Linked DNA regions of Homo sapiens: region 1 is linked to region 2. A link is an interaction called in ENCODE POLR2A ChIA-PET data of the cell type or tissue named here. Cell type or tissue: PC-9. All regions are shown on one strand. Links, peaks and the distances in the headings refer to the core of each region. The heading gives the core; the rest is flanking DNA.

Evidence for each region. Peaks named below come from ENCODE experiments on the same cell type or tissue, not always from the same donor. Only the 100,000 strongest peaks of a DNase experiment are listed, where the experiment ranks them.
Region 1: POLR2A ChIA-PET joins it to region 2 with 7 read pairs; 3 of 35 experiments call an interaction of 5 or more read pairs at or near these places.

The regions. Positions count from the first base shown.
Region 1 is chr13:98,619,058-98,626,141 of GRCh38, reverse strand. No RefSeq gene overlaps it. Among named protein-coding and RNA genes, the nearest start is that of STK24-AS1, 45 kb to the right of the region's middle. In PC-9, for the core only: no CTCF peak of the experiment used is centred there; no DNase peak of the experiment used is centred there.
Region 2 is chr13:98,533,239-98,540,322 of GRCh38, reverse strand. The region is part of intron 1 of STK24 (serine/threonine kinase 24); the gene reads left to right. Among named protein-coding and RNA genes, the nearest start is that of STK24, 40 kb to the left of the region's middle. RefSeq lists an enhancer at 3,071-3,934. In PC-9, for the core only: no CTCF peak of the experiment used is centred there; a DNase peak (open chromatin) is centred at 4,452; H3K27ac peaks cover 2,909 bases.

The DNA of each region.
Region 1 (7,084 bases), core at 725-5,724, 86 kb before region 2:
ACCATAACTGGCTAATTGTAAAATTTTTTGTTGAGATAAGGTTTCACTGTGATGCCCAGGCTGGTCTCAAACTCCTGGCCTCAGGCGATCCTCCTGCCTCAGCCTCCCAAAGCACTGGGATTATAAGTGTGAGCCACTGTGCCCGGCCTCCGGCTCTATTTGTATGTTTTTCTGCATTGACTGTATTTTCATTACAAGGCTGAATAATAGTGCAATATTTTTTGAAAACATAAAATGTCAAGCTCGACACATGTGGTCCCAACAATGCTCATCACTAAGTTGAAATGATAATATTAACAGTAATGACCAAATTTGTGCATGCACAGGCAAAAACGACCACTTACTGCCTGGCCAATGCCAATTGTAAAATGCCAAAAATAGTAAGAAGCGCCAGCATTCTGAGATGTTAGTGAAAAAAGATGTCTATTTTTGGTTAGGCATGGTAGCTTACACCTGTAGTCCAGCTACTCAGGAGGCTGAGGCAGGAGGATCCCACTGAGCCCAGGCATTAAAGGCTGCAGTGAGCTGTGACTGGGTCACTGTACTCCAGCCTGGGAGACAGAGTAGAACTCTGTCTCCAAGAAAAAAAAAAGTGTACTTCCCACTAGAGTTACTGAAATCAGTACTGTGCTGTAGCACCTCCATTTTGGAATTGTCATGATGACTGAATTACAAATGACATATATATGTATAAATTTTATTTGTATATGTATAAATTTTTATATATATAAATTTTATTTATATATACATTGTATTTATATATAAATATGTCATATAATAAAATTTATATATAAATAAAATGTATATATAAATTATTTTTGAGACAGAGTCTTGCTTTGTTGCCCAGGCTGTAATGCATTGGCACGATCTCAGCTCATTGTAACCTCTGCCTCCTGGGTTCAAGTGATTCTCCTGCCTCAGCCGTGCAAGTAGCTGGGATTACAGGCACACCAGCATGCCTGGCTAATTTAAATATATATATATTTAGTAGAGATGGTTTCGCCATGTTGGCCAGGTTGATCTCGAACTCCTGACCTCAAGTGATCCATCTGCCTTGGCCTCCCAAAGTGCTGGGATTGCAGGCATGAGCCATCGCACCCGGTCAACTTCTGTATATTTTCTCTGCTTTTGATTATCCAGCCACTTAGCAAGCATGTACTGATACCTTATTACATGCAGGTGCTACGCAAAGGGCCCTCTGGACCTGTGGTCAGCATGTGACAAAATAAAGTCCAGTGATCTGGGAGTGCTGGATGAACATGTTTGGAACCCCTAAGCATTGTGTCAAAAGATGATCAGGGAATCAAAATAACAGCTGGAGGCTGGGTGTGGTAGCTCACACCTATAATCCCAGCACTTTGGCAGGCTGAGACGGAGGGATCACTTGAGGTCAGGAGTTCGAGAAAAGCCTGGCCAACATGGTGAAACCCTGTTTCTACTAAACATACAAAAACTAGCCGGGTGTGGTGGCAGGCACCTGTAATCCCAGCTACTCAGAAAGCTGAGGCAGGAGAACTGCTTGAACCTAGGAGGCAGAGGTTGCAGTGAGCCGAGATCATGCCATTGTACTCCAGCCTGGGTGACAGAATGAAACTCTTTCAAAAAAAAAAACAAAAACAAAAAAACAGGAACAGCTGGAAACAAAAGAGACAGTTGGGGAGAACGTGGAAAAGAAGAAAGCCCTACAGAAAAAGGAAAAGGACTGGATGAGGAATGAGAACTGGTTTCTAGTCCTGTGCTTCTCCAAGTCAACACGTGGCCAATGTTTCCTTCCAGGATCTTTTTTTTTTTTTTTTTTGAGACAGAATCTCGCTCTGTCACCAGGCTGGAGTGCAGTGGCGTGTAATCTCGGCTCACTGCAACCTCTGCCTCCCAGGTTCAAGCAACTCTGCTGCCTCAGCCTCCTGAGTAGCTGGGGACTACAGGCATGTACCACCATACCCAGGTAATTTTTTTTTTTTGTATTTTTAGTAGAGAGGGGGTTTCACCATGTTGGCCCAGATGGTCTCGATCTCTTGACCTTGTGATCCGCCCACCTCGGCCTCCCAAAGTGCTGGGATTACAGGCGTGAGCCACCGCACCCAGCCCCAGTATGTTCTTTTTGAGTATTTTGAAGAATCACTGGGGTCTTTTGGGTCAACTCCCTTATTTCATTAAGAAGGATGCTGAAGCCTGGGAAGTGAGGTACTTATTTGGAAATATGGCTTCTGGCAGGTCTAAGGGTGATTTCCCTCATTTCTTTCTGATTTTCTATATTGATAATTGTTGTATAATGTATTCTCTTTATAATGGAAACAGCTACTCTATAGACAGAAAAGTCTATTAAGCAATATTACTTTTCATCACAGCCAGGGAGGAACCTGATAATTAATATCTAATGAAGTCCATGGCTTTTAGGAAAGAACAACAACAAAAAAAACCCCTTCATATCAGCAACAAAAATATCTTTCAGGCAGGCTAGAGTAGAAGAAGGAAGAAGCACAGATACCAAATAAGGAACGTGGGCTTGTTTTTTTTCTATAAATAGACTTTTGGATAAGTGGGCAAAAGACATGAACTTTCCGTTAAAAGAATATTTTTAAAGCCATTAATTATAGTAAAAATTTTGTTCTAGGACAAGAATAATACACACCTATGTAATACAGATTTACTTATAAAATATTTATATTAAATTTCTATTTATTTTATGTAAATAAATGTATATTTCATCTTTAAATGTCTAGAAATAAATGCAAAAGCATACACAGGGCCAAAAATAGCCGTGATGAGTGATTTAAAGGTCTAGAAATCCTACTGGAAACCACCTTCCAGGAAAAGCATCTGATAAATTCTAAACGTGCCTTGCTGATAATTTCATCTCCCAGATGCTGGGCAATTGGAAATCAGTGGTTGCGGTGAAAGACCGAGACCTCTGGGAGATGAGATGATGCTGGCCCTGGGGGAATGCTGGGTGCCTGCAGCAAGGTTTTTAGAAATGGGCTGGTTGAAATTTAACCCACATAGGAAGCTGGTTGAAGATTGAGGAGTATGTCATAGAAGCCACAAACTGGAAGAGCTTTGGGTCTCCCAAGGGACCTGGACGAGAACTAGCAATCTTCAGGCCCAGGGCACTGCCTCCATTCCTCTGGGCCGCCTGGTTTCACATCTGTTCTCCTAAATGCCAGGGATTCGGGTGGAAGTGAGATGCTCCAGGGAGGTGCTCCCAGGGGAAACTGGTGAAGGAGTGTGGGAATGGGGAGCTCAGGAGTGTCAATGAGACCTCAGGGTATGTGCTGCCTCAAGCAATGGAGCTGGACCTTTTCACTTGCACACCAGCCAGCTGAGGGTCACAGCCATGGGTAGGGGTGGGGCTGGAGGTAATGGGGAGAAGAGAAAACTCCTGGGGGAATCTAGCTCTCCATGTGGGTGGGATGCCTGCAACACCCAAAGGCAATCCTCAGAAAGTCGCTGGCGAGGGCCATGAATGACAGAGTTTGCAGGAACTGGGCTGTGAGCATGCACGAAGCTGGTGAATGAGAGCCGAGGGGATCTGGGCAAGGCGGCAGCTCTGTCTGCTAGGGCAACACTGCCTCCTTTTCTGCATCTGCTTTGTTCTCCTCTGTCTCTGAAAAGCAGCTTCCTCTGCTACCTGCATGCATCTGGGCTCGCTTGCCAATTTTTTTTTTTTTTTTTTTTTTTTGAGACAGAGTCTCACTCTGTCACCCAGGCTGGAGTGCACTAGTGCAATCTTGGCTCATTGCAAACTTCACTACCATGCCCAGCTACTTTTTGTATTTTTAGTAGAGATGAGGTTTCTCATGTAAATTCCTTGAAGAGACAGACTGATAGACTCTGAGTCAAGGTACCATATTCCCAGGAGAGAAAATCTATTGGCTTGATTTGAACCAGATGTCTTTGCCCCAGTTCAACTGCCTGCTGTGACCAAGAAGCCAACGATAGTCGCTAGGGCAACCATTGAGCCATTGACTGTAGGGTCTCAGTGTGTGTGTGTGTGTGTGTGTGTGTGTGTGTGTGTGTGTGTGTTGCTATATCTGGGCAGAGGAATGGGCAAAACAACAGATTATCAGAAAGCGCCAGGATAGGCCTGGCCTGGCCCACTTGGAGTTGGATCCCCTGCTCTGGGTTCAGCCAAGCAGATGTCAAAAATGTCCAGGGGAGGCTGGGCACGGTGGCTCACGCCTGTAATCCCAGCACTTTGAGAGGCTAAGGCGGGCGGATCACCTGAGGTTGAGAGGTCAAGATCAGCCTGACCAACGTGGAGAAACCCCGTCTCTATTAAAAATACAAAAAATTAGCCGGGCGCGGTGGTGCATGCCTGTAATCCCAGCTACTCGGGAGGCTGAGGTAGGAGAATCACTTGAACCCAGGAGGTAGAGGTTGCGGTGAGCCGAGATCACACCATTGCACTCCAGGCTGGGCAACAAAGTCAAACTCTGTCTCAAAAAAAAAATGTCCAGGGGAAAGAAATAGATCTCACTCCAAAGATTAGTTGGCTCAAGAGGAACGAAGTCTTCACAAAAGCAAAATTCTGAAGAAGCAATGACAAGCGATGCTCTTTTTTGAGAAAGAAATGGGAAAATATCTAAAGACAGCAGGATCATGCATGGGTGACAACACCAAGGACAGATGATAAAGAATGTGTACACAGACAGAAGGAGGCACACAGAATCAAATAAACGATGGTTATGGGACTGAACAAATAGTCCCAAAAACCCAAAGAACAAACTATTCAAGAGCTTATAAAAATAGATGTATTTGAATAGGAAGAATAATGAAGAGGTTACTTGCTGCTTATGCCTGGGGATCATGTTCAGTGGTGAGCGTGGGAAAGCTGGCCTTACCAGGCATATTGTTAAGAGGAAAAGGCAGGTTCTTTTTTTTTTTGAGATGGAGTTTCACTCTTTGTTGCCCAGGCTGGAGTGCAGTGGTGCAATCTCAGCTCACTGCAACCTCCACCTCCCTGATTCAAGTGATCCTCCTGCCTCAGCCTCCTGAGTACCTGGGATTACAGGCGCTCAACACCATGCCCAGCTAATTTTTGTATTTTTAGTGGAGACAGGGTTTCGCCACATTGGCCAGGCTGGTCTCAAACTCCTGACTTCAGGTGATCTGCCCACCTTGGCCTCCCAAAGTGTTGGGATTACAGGCATGAGCTGCCACGCCCAGCCCGCCAGTGGAATGTTTGGTATACATGATTATACTTCTGTTTATCCATTATAAATGAAGGGGTCTGGGTGCTAGGTTTATTGGCTTTTTCTTCTCTTGGCCATCTTTTCTCTATTTTTGTAAAAGACGTCCAAGCTTTAAAGCAAGCCAATAGATTCTCCCTCTTGGGAATATGGAACTGGTACCCAGAGTCTAACAATCTATCTCGTCCAGGAATTTACATGAGTAGAAACTTCCACTGTTTGTGTAAGGCAATGAGAGAAAAAAGTAGAACTATTTCATTTCCATTTAGCATTTTTTTTTTTTTTAGACGGAGTCTCTCTCCGTCGCCTAGGCTGGAGTGCAGTGGCATGATCTCAGCTCACTGCAACCTCCGCCTCCCGGGTTCATGCCATTCTCCTGCCTCAGCCTCCCGAGTAGCTGAGGCTACAGGTGCCCGCCACCACGCCCGGCTAATTTTTTTGTATTTTTAGTAGAGATGGGGTTTCACCATGTTAGCTAGGATGGTCTCGATCTCCTGACCTCGTGATCAACCCATCTCTGCCTCCCAAAGTGCTGGGATTACAGGCGTGAGCCACCACGCCCAACCCCATTTAGTTTTTTTAAATAAAAATTTTCCAACTAGAATGAAGAGAACACACATCCCTAAGAGGGCATAAAGTCCTAGATAGAGTTCACAAGAGATGATCTGGATGTTTTAAATGAAGCCAGTCACGGTGGCTCATGCCTGTAATCCCAACACTTTGGGAGGCTGAGGTGGACAGATCACTTGAGATCGAGACAAGCCTGGCCAACATGGTGAAACCCTGTCTCTACAGAAAATACAAAAATAAGCTGGGCGTGGTGGCACGCGTCTATAATCCCAGCTACTTGGGAGGCTGAGACACGAGAATCACTTGAACCTGGGAGGCGGAGGTTTCGGTGAACCGAGATCATGCCACTGCACTCCAGCCTGAGAAAGACCTTGTCTCAAAAAAAAATAAATAAATAAATAAAAATAAAAATAGATGTTTTAAATGAGTTTAAGACTCAAGCAGATGATACCCCAGAGTCCTGCAAAAACTTTAAAATCATGTCTCTGGAACCACTGCTAGTAAACTAGACAAACTCAGGAACGCTCCAAAGGGTGAAAGCTGGATCAGTGAATAGACGTTAAAGAGGCAGAAGCTGCCTTCAATGGGAGCTGTTTAGAAAGGCCTGGGAGGCAGCTGCTTCTGTGCCCAGACATGTTCAAGCAGGAGCTGGGTGACTGCCGTGTGAGGGATGTCATGATGTGTGTCTTCCATGAATAGAAGAAGGGACCAGATAAGGATTCTCAAAGAAAGATCAGGGCTCATCAGTGGACCACAAAGTTCCCCTAATGGACCTAAAACTGATTTAAAAACTCATACCCTCTCTTTTATTATTATTATTATTGTTATGAGAGACAGGGTCTCAATCTGTCACCCAGGCTGCAGTGCAGTGGCATGATCATAGTTCACAGAAATCTTGAACTGCTGAGCTCAAGCAATCCTCCCATCTCAGCCTCCTGAGTAGCTGAGACTACAGTTGGGAGCCACCATGCTAGGCCGGTTTTTATTTTATTTTTTATGGAGGCAGGGACTCACTATGTTGCCCAGGCTGGTCTTGAACTCTGGGCCTCAATCGATCCTCCCCCACCGCGGCCTTCCAAAGCACTGGGATTATAGGCATGACCCACTGCACCCAGCCCTCTCTCGATTCTTCTACGTGATTAATACACAAGCCATACGTTTTCACTTTACAAACAGCTAGGATCACCTATGATCTACGTGACAGGGCCGTTTCTTGGAATATTTTTTCCAACACTTCTCCTCTCTATCCCAAAATAGGCAGGACCTGTGTGCTCCCCCATGTCCCCCACTAACCCTGTGCCTCAGAGGAAGTTGGGGGCTACTCT
Region 2 (7,084 bases), core at 1,403-6,402:
AATGCAGTGAGTTTTAGTAATTTTACTGAATGGTGCAGCTAGCATCAATCAGAGCAGAACATTTCATCCCCAGTAAGATTCCTCATCGTCATTCACAGGTGATCTCTGTTCCCACCCTAGCCTTGGACAATTCTGCATCTACTTTGTAGCTCTATAAATTTGCCTTTTCTGGACATTTCATGTAAGTCGATCACACAGTATGTGTTCCTTTGTGACTGGCTGCTTTTGCTTAGCATGACGTTCTTGGGGCTCGCAACGCAGCTTGTGTCTGTTGTTCATTCCTTTTGCAGCAGAATCGTATTCTGTTGTTTGGATGGGCCACCTGTTTGTTGTCTGTTTACTCTCCAGCTGGTGGACATTTAGGCCGTTTGCACTGGCGGTTACTGTGAATCATGTCGCTGTGAACATCTGTGTGTGTGTCTGCGTGGACTTGTGTGTCCTGTTCTCTTGGGAATGGAGTTGCTGGGTTAGAGGGTAGGTTTTTTGTTTCCCCTTGGAGACTCTCTGGTTTCCACATATGGTAGTTTTATGCTTAACCTTTTGAGAAATTGCCAAATGGCTTTCTGAAGTGGCCACGTCATTTTGCTCCCTCCAGCCGTTTGTAATGTTCCCATTTCTCCTATGTGTAATTTTAATACAAAGCAGTAAAAAGTTGCCATTATGGACCTAGTAAATTCTGAGGTAACATAAGAGAGAAATAATGATGCAGCCGTCATTACTGTGCTGGTAATGTAAGTTTCCTTTTTTTTTTGTTTTTAAATGGAGCTTTGCAGAGATCAAGTCGAGAGAAGAACACTGGGCCAGCCTGACTCCAAAGCCTACTCTCTTAAGCACTTTGCTTTGCTGACTTGTGATGTTTTAAAATCTAGCATTATTTTCAAATGCTGTGAGAGCACTGAAGATAAAGGATTTGATTCTTTTTTTCAGGCATCCAAGGATGGTTCATCATCAAGAATCATTTTAATATAGGAAGGGGACGACAGATTATGGTGCCAATAGATGTACTCCTACTTCCATTGCAACATTAATATTGTTATATAAATATGGCAAAATGGAGAAAAGCAGCCGAATCACAAAAAGAGTTGCATTATAGTATTTGCTCTCTTGGAGGATGTTAGTATTGTAGCAGGCTGAACCCACCCATGGAAGAGGTGTGTGCTTCAGGGCGGCACAGCTGGAGTGAGCCGAATGGAAATGGAAAATTGTGTACAAAGTGCGCAGCAGGCTGAGCCTTTGATGGAAACAGCGGGTGCTCTGCTGTGTACAGCTGGATGTCAGGTCTGGGGAGTGACTGTGTGTGAGTCTTGGCTGTCGCCCTTTCCTTTCTGTGTCCCCCTCCCCACCAGCCCTGACTCCTGTGTCTCCTTCGAATGCCTTCCAGAAATTGTGACAGGTGGCGAGGGCAGAACAAAGTATTATCTTTTCTGTGGTTTTCTCAGTAATTATGAAATTTTCACCTGTTTGGGCCTCACCGAGGAGCAAGAAAGAAGGGACACCAGGGCCTGAGTGTGGGAAGGAGGCAGTGGCAGTGATGAACCTAGGAGGTCAGGCGGCAGGTGGGCTGCTCTGGAAGCTCCCTCCAGGAGGTAGGGTTTAGCACAAGGCATGGTTTTGTAGGCAGGTGTGTGCATGCATGTGTGTGAATGTGTATGTGTGTACCAGAATAGAGGACTAGGAGAAAGAAGTGGCAAGAGACTGGGCAGAGAATGAATAAGATGAGCTCACAAACTCCCCTTGGAGCAGAAGATCAGTTGAAGGTGCAGTAAGCTACTGCTTGAGGAAGGGATTAAAAATAGGCACCAAGCCGCGGTGGCTCATGCCTGTAATCCCAGCACTTTGGGAGGCCAAGGCGGGAGGATCACCTGAGGTCAGGAGTTTGAGACCGGCTTGACCAACATGGTGAAACCCCATCTCTACTAAAAATACAGAAATTAGCTGTGTGTGGTGGTGGGCACCTGTAACCCCAGCTACCAGGGAAGCTGAGGCAGGAGAATTGCTTGAACCTGGGAGGCGGAGGTTTCAGTGATCGAGATCATGCCACCGTACTCAAGCCTGGTCAACAGAGCGAGACTCCATCTCAAAAAAAAAAAAAAAAAAAAAGCAAGCACCAAAGCAGTGATTGACCTAGCCGATGGAGAATACCCTTTCCTTCACTAAAACCTGAAGCTTAGCATGGTTCTTGGGAAGGAAGTTCTGGAAGTGATGAGGATTTGTTGACATCCCTGTGGATTAGTGACATTGATGGGCACCAGAAAGCAGGTGTCTGTTGTGACAGAAAACCAGGGTGGAAGCTACAAGTGACATCTACAAGGTAGGCCCTGCCCACTCTGACCTCCAGCTGCACCCCGAGCGGAGCAGCTGGGGCATCATGGAAGTGGTTGGGCCATGCAGCGGAGCCCTGAGCCCCTCAGCAGGTTCATCCCACAGCCCTGTGTTGTGGGTACTCTTGTTATCCCCATCTATAGAAGAGGCAGCTGAGGCACAGGGCGTTTAAGTGACTTTGTCAGTCACTTAAATCGAATCCCTCATCAGAGCTGGGGATTCGATTCAGGCAGCCTGGCTCCAGGAGCTGAGCCCTCAGCCCCTGCACTACACTGAGGGGGCAGCAGAAAGGAACCCAGGTGAAGACTATAAAGATCGCCACCTCCTCTTGCTTCTGTCTCACATTCTGTACTTACGGGTGCACGTCTCCACCTGCTTGCTGCTTCCTGGGCTGTTGGCATGCACCTGGGTGGAGCTGGGGCCCCTGTCCTGCTGTGGGTAGTGAGGCCGGCACCCTGGCCAGTGCGTGGCCCGGTCCTTAGTCTGGAAGGTCTGTCTGCCTCTCGTGCCACAGCTGGCGGCTGGGGCCTCAGCTCCTCAGCTGCACTCGCCTCACTTGTTTATTCAGCTGATGGGGTTGAGGTCTCCCGTGTGCCGGGCACTGTGCTGTTGTGAATGAGCCCGCTGCTGTTCAAAGCAGACATCACAGCGGCCATAGGGTAACGCCATCCAGGGGGAAGGCCCCACTCCAGATGAGGTGTGTGTGTTTGTGAGAGGCCCCACGAAGACAGGTGTCCTTAGCCATCCCAGCAGCCTCACCCAGGAGGACTGCCTGATGGGAGCCCTCTGAGGGCCACTGTCTAGAGAGGTGGCACTGCACAGGTAGCCTGCTCCTTCAGAGGTAGGTCTTGAGGGGGTCACAGTGTAGGCTGAAGAACGCTGGCTTGAGGACTCAAGGAGCTGAAGGCCACCATCCTGGCTCTCTCCCTGGGTGAGTGACTTACTTGCCAAGCCTCCCCTTCTCATCTTTGGAGGCGGCTGCTTCAAGGGGTTTGGGGGAGGTAAGGAGATGAGCCGGGAGGGGCGGGCTCCGGCCAGTGTCGGGGGCACACAAGGGCCTGCTTCCCCCTCCCTTTCACTGGGCGACTGGAGGACAGGCGGAGGAGTGTGGCTGGGCGGCTGGAGGACAGGCGGAGGAGTGTGGCAGCCGGACAGCTGGAGGACAGGCGGAGGAGTGTGGTGGCTGGCAGGGTATGTGTTTCTGGTTCTGTTGAGTGATGCTTGGAAGATCGTTCTGAGAGGTCAGGGCAGCTCCCGGGACCCCAGAGCACTGGGCTCCTGCAGGGGACTAGGAGGCCGGCTTTTATCAGCTCATGAGCTTTTAAAAATGGAGAGAAGGGCAGGTGTGGTGGCTCATCCCTATAATCCCAGCACTTTGGGAGGTCGGGGTGAGAGGATCATTTGAGCCCTGGAGTTAGAGACCATCCTGGGCAACATAGACCCCGTCTCTACAAAAAGTAAAATAACAGTCAGCCAGGCATGGTGGCACACATCTGTAGTCTCAGCTACTTGGGAGGCTGAGGTGAGAGGATCACTTGAACCCAGGAGTTTGAGGCTGCAATGAGCCATGATTGTGCCACTGCACTCCTGTCTGGGTGACAGGGAGAGATCCCTTCTCTTGGAAGAGAAAAAAAAAAAAAGATAGAAGAAGAATATGCAACAGAGACAATTTAGTCCCCAAAGCCTAAGGCATTTGTTTTCTGGCCCCTACTGAAGTGTGTTGGCCTGGAGCTTGCAGGGTTTCTGTGAGATGTAGGATTTGGCTCACAGATTGTATCTTGATTGCTCACGTTCCCTCTTGCCCTTGCTGCCCCACCTAGGGAGAAAAGAACACTCAGTGACATTTTTCCCCCCGGTGGGCAGGATACGTGTGTTCCTATTTGTGACAAATCAACCTTGTCTATGACCTTCGCACCTCCATTCCAGGAATTTCCCCTTCGAGGCCTCTAAAAGCTAAAAGATTTTCAGGTAAAGGAAATGCGTTATTAATTGAAATCTGCATACACCAAAACGATTTGGTCTGGCTTCTAGAATAGTCAGTTTCCTGATACTCATCATTGCTTCCATCAGTTCTTGTAAAATACAGGAAGGTGAGTTCACCTGTAGGGAATGGGAAGTGGTATCACATTTTACTCCTGGCATTCTAGTGTGATGACAGGATGAGCCTTGCCACTTAGGTGCCTCTGGAGTCAGGCACCCTGTGAAGCTTGCAGCTCATGAGCACTTTGCAGTCCAGAGAATGACCCATGATCCTTAAACCCCGCTTCCGAGCTGTGGGGGATCTTGTGTAAGATCTGTGCCCGAATTGTCTCAGCTGTGTAATGAGGACAGTGTTCTCTTTCTCATGGGGTGGTTGTGAGGTCTAGAAACCGTATTTGTGAACGCTGCCCAGCACAAGGCCTTCCCGTGGGAGGAGCTTCAGCAGTGGGAGCTGCCACTGTTTGTTACTGTTTATTTGTACACTGGGTATGTTTTCCATGGCTTTTGTTTGCATTTTGATTTTAATAAAGGAGGTGCCAGTTTCACTTTCCAAGGAACTATATACTTTATTTGGAATGCATTGCGTGTGTGTGTGTGTGTGTGTGTGTGTGTGTGTGTGTGTATACACACATATATATATATATATATATTTTTTTTTTGTTTGTTTGTTTGTTTGTTTGTTTGAGACAGAGTTTCGCTCTTGTTGCCCAGGCTGGAGTGCAATGGCGTGATCTTGGCTCACTGCAGCCTCCGTCTCCCAGATTCAAGTGATTCTCCTGCCTCAGCCTCCCAGGTAGTTGGGATTACAGACACGTGCCACCACGCCCAGCTAATTTTGTATTTTTAGTAAATACACGCTGGTCAGGCTGGTCTTGAACTCCTGACCTCAGGTGATCCGCCTGCCCCAGCCTCTCAAAATGTTGGGATTACAGGCGTGAGCCACCACGCCTGGCCCGTTGCATATTTTTTATCAAATTCTTGCCTGATGAAACTCCTGGTTATGCTGTCAGGGCCTGTTTGTTGGGACTGCCCAGTGGGTTCTCCTTGCCTGCTGCCCAAACAGCTGATTTATCAAGACAGGGGAATTGCAATAGACAAAGAGTTTAATTCACATAGTGCTGGCTATACAGGAGACCAGAGTTTTATTGTTACTCAAATCAGCCTCTCTGAAAATTTGGAGATTGGGATTTTTAAGGATAATTTGGTGGGTAGGGGTTCAGGAAGTGGGGAATGCTGATTGGTTGGGTCGGAGATGGAATCATAGGAGATTGAAGTGGGTTTTTTGCTGTTTTCGGTTCCTGGGTGGGATCCCAGAACTGGTTGAGCCAGATTACCGGTCTGGGTGGCACTAGCTGGTGCATCAGAACACTGGGTCTGCAAAATATTCCAAGCACTGATCTTAGTTTTTACAACAGTGATCTTATCCCCAGGAGCAGTTTTGGGAGGTTCAGAATCTTGTAGCCTCCGGCCTGCGTGACCCCTAAACCATAATTTCTAATCTTGTAGCTAATTTGTTAGCCTTACAAAGGTAGTATAGTCCCCAGGCAAGAAGGGGGTTTGTTTTGGGAAAGGGCTATTACCATTTTTGTTTCAAAGTTAAACTATAAACTAAGTTCCTCCCGAAGTTAGTTCAGCCCATGCCCAGGAATGAAAAGGACAGCTTGGAGGGTAGAAGCAAGATGGAGTCGGTTAGGTCAGATCTCTTTCACTGTCATCATTTTCTCACTGTTAGAATTTTTGCAGAGGCAGTTTCATTGTCATCTCAAACCGCAGGCCTCGTCTTTGAGCCAGGGAGCCTTCTGTTGAAGAAAAGTACCCCACACAACCACTGAGAGATCCTGGGGCAGGGCTGAGGTTCCCTGGTGGGGACTCCGGGGGTGCTGGAGCTTTGTGACCATGGGCCTTGCCTCCTCGGCTGCCTCTGCTATGAAGCCTCATGCGGTTGGAGGAGGATGTGGATGAGATGACCAAGCGGGGTGCCCGCTAGCACCAGGTGGTGGGTAGGCGTCGGCAGACTAGGAGAGCCTCAGAGCCTTTGTTTAACTTGTGCTGAGAAGGAGTGTGACTCCAGGAGAGTTGGGTGGAGAGCCTCACCTTGGCACACACTATGCTGTGTCCAGACTGGACCCCATGGTGTCTGAGCATTATTCTCTCTAGGGTCACCTTCCCCTGCACTGTGACCTTGCGGAGCTTCAAACAGTGGTTTCCTAAGGTAACAGAGCAGGTGGTGGTGTGGTGCGTGTGCGTGTGTGTGTGTGTGTTGGGTACTGAGGCCACAGGCGATAAACTGATCTAGGTGGTATAGTAGTGTTTTTCTCATTTTTAATACTTTTCAAAAATCGAATTTATATTTTTCTTTTTTATTTTTAGAGATGGGGGTTCTCATTTTGTCACCCAGGCTGGAGTGCAGTGGCTCAATCATAACTCATTGCAGCCTCAAACTCCTGGGCTCAAGTGATTCTCCCACCTCAGCCTTCCAAGTAGCTGGGATTACAGGCTTGAGTCACGAAGCCCTGCTATATTTTTAACTTAGCTAGAGCATTTCTATCTTAAGTATTTTTTTATAGATAGTAGATGCTAGCACTAGGGTTTTCCTTAATTAAAATATTAAGTATTCCTTAATCTTTAGGAGATTTAGGAAATATTAAGGAATTTAGGAAAACTGAGATAGTCTCGCTCTGTCACCCAGGCTGGAGTGCAGTGGTGCAATTTCAGCTCACTGCAACCTCCACCTCCCAGGTTCAAGTGATTCTCATGCTTTAGTCTCCTGAGTAGCTGGTAG